Linked DNA regions of Homo sapiens: region 1 is linked to region 2. Evidence: chromatin contacts called from ENCODE Hi-C or POLR2A ChIA-PET data. All regions are on one chromosome and are shown on one strand. Each heading gives the region's core, a stretch centred on a gene start or an enhancer-like site at or near the end of the contact. The rest is flanking DNA. Distances are from core to core; before and after follow the strand shown.

Region 1 (3,472 bases), core at 426-2,925, 200 kb before region 2:
ACCTGCATTTCCACGAGGGCGGTCTGAAGCCCAGGTGTCCTTGGCAACCTCTGTGTAAATTGAAAAACAATTTATCTGCCTTGTGGGAGTGCTTTCCTATGCAATAATTAATTAAGTAGTTGTTATAATTCGGTCGTGTATGGCCCAAAACGTAACTTTCAGTAATTTAAACGGGAGTGATCATCTCTTTGAGATCAAGGAAGGCTCCTTGGAGGAGGAGGTTCTTGAGATGGGCTTTGAGGAATGGGGAGGGCTTTAGTGCACTAAATGTAGGACATGAACTCAAATAAAATCAGTGGCTCCATGTCTGTGTCCCTCACGAAAGGAAAGGTGCTTAGTGGGGAGATCACACACATACACACACACACACACACACACACGTACGTATGTATCTATATATGTAGATCTATACACATATACCTATATCTCCAGTCTGTGTCTATATCTCATCTGTATCTAAATCTACTTCTAAGTCTAACTCTAGTTTATATCTATGTCACCAGAAATCCCTAGGCTTAGGAGTAACTTACAGACACAAACTTTCATGGAACTTGATGGCATGAGTTAGACAGGGCTGGGCATAGGACAGTTCTTCCGATCTGCTAGCAGATTTGTTGACACTGTTCTGGCCTAAGCAGCAGACTCATAGATTGGCACTGAGCAGGCCCTCAGTAATCATCCAAGCCAAGCCTATCATTACACAGACATAGAAATCGGGACCATAGAAGGGAAGGGACTTCTCCCCATGTTCTACAGTAGGTCATTGGCAGAGCTAGGGGCACAACTCACGTTCCCTGGTTGTGAGAACTGGGCTCTCACCATTTACAACGTCCCACTCTCTTAGAGCCGGGGAGCCTTTCATCCCTCTGCATGTCTGAGTTCCCTTGTTGCTCTTTGATGTTGTTACCATTTGTGAGTCCTCTGTGGATTAGAGAGGTTAACAGGGTATCAGCCTTGCTACTAGATTTGAACTTGTTAAGCCATCTGAGCTTCTTTCTTTTCTCCTTCTAATAACTCATGAGCCATTTAAGGACAGAGGCTGTGTTTTAGTGACCATGGCATCCCCACATTTAATGAACTGACAGCTTGAACCATACTCTACATGCTGTTCAAGTTCTGCCTCAACAGGGAAACTCTGAGGCCAACACGTCATTCCCAGGCCAGCTGGTAGCTCTGCCAAACACTCTTCTTAGGTTCAGCAACTCCTCCTCTTCTAGTGGCTTTGATGGGTTTTGTGTTTTTCTTGTTTTCTTTTTAAGAACCCATCCAGCCTCCAAAACAGCCCTAAGTCTGTGCTTTGTCACCAACGCAGATGCTGTACAACCTTGTAGCAAAATAGCCCCTTTGAGGCTTAAGAACACTGGGGGTTCTTGCCTACAGTGTAGACTCCACCAAAAAATAGTAAAGGGAAGCTTGCTTGTCCATGTATAGCACAGACATTTCACAAGCAGGGCAGTTGGTATTCAGGTACCAGTTGACTCTGATGAGATCTATAGAGGGGGGCCCCAGGTTCAGGAGAGACATGTTTGTTGGCTCGAGCCCTTGGGTCACGGCAAGGCTGGAGTCCTCTGGCTTCTCTTTTCGGTTTCCAGTGACACACGCCTTCGCTCCCCGTGCTGGAGTGTCCCCAGGGAACCCCAAGCATGATACTATTGCTCCATTATTGGCAGCAACTGCTCCTAATTCTGCTGGAACCATAGCTGTGAGATTCCCCACAACTAGCTTGCCCCGGAGGGGAAGGATCCGTCTGATCGTGCTGTTCTTCTTTTTGGAGGCTGAGTGTCCCTTGAAATCGGATTCCCTTTGTTTATTTTCTCATAGCCTTAGTGATGGGTTCCTGCTGACTTAGAGGGAAGCTATGTATCCTGTGGAGGAGGCCGTGAATAGCTGTTTTTTTAATCCAAATTTGGGGAAGCCTCCACGGCCCCTGAGCTCCCCTTGAAGCATGGGCAGAGCTCAGCTCCAGTTTATCACTGAAGGCTGCTTGCCACTGAGGAGGGCTCAGGACAGGAGGGCAAACCCTGAGCTTTGCCAGGCAACCTGAGCCTGGAAGCTGAGAACAGACCTGGGGCCTATACTATGGTTCCATGACTGGCCCTACGGAAGCCAGTTCGTGCTGTTCCCGTGTCGATGTTCAATTTAGTCTTTCTTTGTGTGCCTTGCCTTCTCAGTTCTTATCATTCAAACCTCACGGAGGCCTAACCCACGTCACTTCTAGAAAGTTTCTCCTACCTTTTCAGCAATAATACTGTCACCTTACTAGTGTCAGTCTTTTGCTGTCTCCCTACTTTGGCATCCAGCAGTATCTTCCGTTGGTTTTCCCCAGCTGACCTCTTACTTTTCTGGGATGAGTTAGCATTGTCTCTCCAGTGAGAGTGGAGCCTGGGCACAAGGACCATGCCTTATTCAGCCCTGACTCCCACAGGCATTTAGCACCCAAGGGAGCTTAAAGACAATTCAAGGGCCACCATAAAAGTTTCTGCTGCCTCCAGGTAGAACTAGTCACCCTCTCCTTTGTATCCCTAAAATTCTCTGCACAAATGTCTCTCTTAGCATCTGCACAATGGGACTCTTGTTTGTTTGCAGGTTTTTCTCCTAATAACTTAATGAGCCATTTGAAGATAGGGGCCATGTTTTAGTCACCTTAGTATCCTCATATTTAATGAACCAACAGCTTGGACTGTACTCCACAGCAAATAAACCACCCTGCTGCTGAAGATCCATTTTAATAGGGAATCTTTGAGGCTAAGAGATTATTTGTGTTACCAGACAAACTCTACTGGGTGGAATAGTAGGTAGCACAGAACTTGCTCTGCTGTCTATTAGGGACTGGCTGAGCTCTGCTCACCTTGGGAAGCATAAGGGAGTTTTGCAGGTGGAGCAGAAACAAAGGTACCTACTACAAGCTGCCTCGTGAACCTGCCAAGACTTCCATGTTTCACCTCACTGTCTGACTGCCTAGGCAGGAACACTGAAGCAGGACATGGATGTGAAGGTGCCCAACCTGGTATGTGACGCATAGTAGGTGCTTAAAGAATGCTGGTTCTCTTTGTCTCCATCTTGATAAGAAATCAAATGAGTGTATATGGCCATTGCCCACCATGGGTTATGACTTAGAATTGAGGAAAGAATAAAGCATTGTTCAGCTTAATAAATTACTCCAGGCTGGGCGCGGTGGCTCATGCCTGTAATCCCAGCACTTTGGGAGGTCGATGGGGGTGGATTACCTGAGGTCAGGAACCCGAGACCAGCCTGGCCAACATGGTGAAACCCCGTCTCTACTTAACTAAATATACAAAAATTAGGCATGGTGGCACACGCCTGTAATCCCAGCTACTCAGGAGGCTGAGGCACGAGAATTGCTTGAACCTGGAAGGCAGAGGTTGCAGTGAGATCACGCCATTGCACTCCAGCATGGGCGATGGAACAAAAAAATAAAAATAAAAAATAAATCCAATAATAGGGTTGTTAG
Region 2 (3,448 bases), core at 266-2,765:
GGTTCAGATGGGCTTCCTCTCTGCTCCTGAAGCATTTTGATCACTTTCAGCTTGTGTTCACCACAATATTTGCCTTTCTCCCCAGTTAGAACCTGGAGGAAAGAAACTGTGTTTTGTTCTTCCCAACTTTGTTCCCTTAAGGTTTAACATTCTGTCAGGCACATAGATGATGGTCAAAATAGTAAGTAAATGACTGAATAAAGAAATGACAAATGAATGAATGATGTACAGCCAGTTCACATTCTCAAAGAGTATGTGCCTTCACAAAAGTGAACTTGATCATAAGTTTTGAAAATGAACTCAGGACATACTAGATCAGCCCAAACTCAATTTACAATTCAAAGTTGCTGCTTCTAAGGTAGGATAACAACAATTACACATGACTAGTATTTATTGAACACTTACTATGTGCTAGGCACTATGCTAATCACTCTGCATATCTCCTGTCGTTAGTCCTTGCAAGCACTCATGACCCATGCATTTTTATTATTCCCACGTTACAGATTAATACACTGAAGCTTAGGGGGGTTAAATAGCCTTCCCAAAGTTGCACAGCTGCCAGTGGCTGAGCTAAGATTTGAACTGTGTCTTTCTGATTCACAGACCTGCGTTCTAGCTCCCTTGTCGCCCTGAGAAAAGACCAGTGAGTCCTGATGGATACCAGTAACATTGACAGCCGCAAAGGAGTTAATGTTTGTATATACGGCTTGTACTGTAGTCTTATAGTGAACAAAACTCACTGTTACATAGTTGCCTATGTGAGTTCCACTTCCCCTGATCCGTGGTCTGAAGCTCTACCACTTTTTTTCTCATTCTCACCCAAGAGGGGCAGCTGAAATGAAACCCACCGTCATCAACCAGGAACTGAACTCTCAAAAGAAATGAAGAATCCAGGGGCAACGGCAGTCTCGCTATTCATTAATGGGTTTATTGAGAACTCTCTTGACATTGAGCTGTAACTACAACATTTAAGAAAATCTCAAATTTGAAAATAAATAAGTTGGCTGACATACAGACATTTTACATATGAATTTAATAAAATCAATTTTTCTTTTTGAAATATTTGGTAATCTCTAAAATATATCAACTGCAACCCAGGAACATTGTATCCCAAGTTGTGATTCATGAAATGAAACGGAAATGTATTATGTAATTCAGTGGGGAGTGTCCAGCACAGAGCTCATTAGGGCTGTTGCTGGTGATGTGGACTGCAGTTTGGAAGCTCTGTGGTTTGGGCACGCTTCTCACAGTCCTTACCTCCCCTTCCTCCGTGGACATTTTAACCAAATATCGTCACCCTTTTAAAAATATCATTCTTGAGCATTTTGCCCACAGATGAGGATAATTCAGGGGAAGACGTAGGAAAAACTCTGAATTGTTTCCTATCTCCTCTTGCTTTACCATTAACCTATCTCGTAATGAGTCAGGCTCAGAACTGACTCATGGCCTTTCTATGTAGTTCCTGGATCCAGACCAGGCCTAGCCCATATATTGCACAGGTGGACACCATGGTGTCATCTGAGGTGAATGCAGCCCAGAGGAGAAAAAGGGACTTCCCCAGAATCATACGGTTCTTTAATGTCAGAGCCAGAACTGACTCTGAAATCTCTGGATTTTTTTTTTTTTTTTTCAGTTCATCGCACAGCCTGAACTTGTAGTAAAAGCATAGTTTTCCCTACATATGGTAATTTCCATGAAAACAAATAAAAAAGTGAGGAAAAAAGCACTGATCTGTAAAATACTTTTCTTTCAATCCTATCTGAGATTTTATGGCACTTCTTTGTTTAAAATTTTTTTTATTGAGATAAAATTTACGTTGCATAAGATTTGCCATTTTAGCTATTTCAGAATTTACGATTCAGTGGATTTTAGAACATTTATAATGGTGTACGGCCATCACCACTACCTAATTCTAGAATTTGTTTTACCCCAAAAGAAACCCTGTACCTGTAAAGTGTTCACTCCTCCTCTCCCTCTCCCCTGAAACCCTGGCAACCATTAATCTACGTTCTGTCTCTATGGATTTACTTATTTTGGATATTTTATATAAATGGAATCATACACTTTGTGGCCTTATGTGTCTGGCTTCTTTCAGTCTGGTCCTTGCTTGGTAGTGGTGAATTCTCTCAGCATTAGTTTGCCTGGAAAAGACTGTATCTTTCCTTCATTTATGAAATTTAGTTTCAGTGGATACAAAATTCTTGGCTGAGAATTGTTTTGTTTAAGGAGGCTAAAAATAGGACCCCACTCCCTTCTAGCTTGTAGGGTTTCTTCTGAGAAATCTGCTGTTAATCTGATAGGTTTTCCTTTATAGGTTACCTGATGCTTTTGCCTCATAGCTCTTCTTTCCTTTGTCTTGACTTTATATAACCCGATGACTATGTGCCTAGTTGATGATCTTTTTGCAATGAATTTCCCACGTGTTCTCTGAGCTTCTTGTACTTGGATATCTATATCTCTAGCAAGGTTGAGGAAGCTCTTCTTGATTATTCTCTCAAAGACATTTTCCAATCTTTTAGATTTCTCTTCTTTCTCGGGAAACCAATTATTCTTAGGTTTGGACGTTTAACATAGTACCAAACTTCTTGGAGGCTTTGTTCAGTTTCTAAAATTCTTTTTTTTCTTTGTTTTTGATGGATTAGGTTAATTCAAAAGCCTTGTCTTTGAGCTCTGAAGTTATTTCTTCTGCTTGTTCAATTCTATTGCTGAGACTTTCCAGTGCATTTTGCATTTCTCTAAGTGTGTCCTTGATTTTTCAGAAGTTGTGACTGTTTTCTATTTATGCTACCTACTTCACTGAAGAATTTTCTTTTCATATCCTGTATCATTATTTTGATTTCTTTAAGTTGGACTTCACCTTTTTCTGGTGCCTCCTTGATTAGCTTAATAATCAACCTTCTGAATTCTTTTTCTGGCAATTCAGAGATTTCATCTTGGTTTGGATCCATTGCTGGTGAGCTGGTATGGGAGTGTTAACGAACCTTGTTTTGTCATATTACCAGAATTGTTTTTCTGGTTCCTTCTTATTTGGGTAGACTGAGGGAAGATCAAAGGGAAGATCTGGGATTCAAGGGCTGTTGTTTAGATTATTTTGTCCCACGGGGTGCTTTAGTGATGTGGTGTTCTCTGCCTTCCCCTAGGAATGGGGTTTCCTGAGATCTGAACTGCAGTGATCGTTTTTGCTCTGTTGGGTCTAGCCACACAGCACAGCTACCGAGCTCTGGGCTGGTCTGGAAAGAGTCCTGTGATGTGACCCATTTTCAGGTCTTGCAGCTGTGGATACCAGCACCTGCTCTTGTGGGGGTAGCAGGGGAGTGAAGTGGACTCTGTGAGGGTTCTTGGTTTTGTTGTTTAGCGCGCTGGCTTTGTATTGGTTTGGCCTCCAGACAGGAGGTGGCAATTTCAAGAGTGTATCAGCTGCAGTCCTATAGGGAGGATGCAAACTTGC

The links. A loop is a pair of places that touch in the nucleus more often than their neighbours do. ChIA-PET counts read pairs that join two places held with the same protein, here RNA polymerase II (POLR2A). Pooled maps may share reads with other maps.
Region 1: a loop to region 2 is called in a map with no recorded cell type, with 2.6 times the contacts of the local background. The contact joins two enhancer-like sites. A Hi-C loop is called at or near these places in 2 of 37 single-sample maps with no recorded cell type and 4 of 50 pooled maps. POLR2A ChIA-PET finds 5 or more read pairs at or near these places in 3 of 52 experiments (AG04449, Caco-2 and GM12878).

The regions. Positions count from the first base shown.
Region 1 is chr2:19,737,139-19,740,610 of GRCh38, reverse strand. No RefSeq gene overlaps it. Among named protein-coding and RNA genes, the nearest start is that of LINC00954, 130 kb to the left of the region's middle. Within about 2 kb of position 1,675, at least 7 of the 41 ENCODE cell types and tissues checked have a DNase peak (open chromatin) inside an H3K27ac peak, as active enhancers do.
Region 2 is chr2:19,536,583-19,540,030 of GRCh38, reverse strand. No RefSeq gene overlaps it. Among named protein-coding and RNA genes, the nearest start is that of LINC01808, 69 kb to the right of the region's middle. Within about 2 kb of position 1,515, at least 11 of the 41 ENCODE cell types and tissues checked have a DNase peak (open chromatin) inside an H3K27ac peak, as active enhancers do.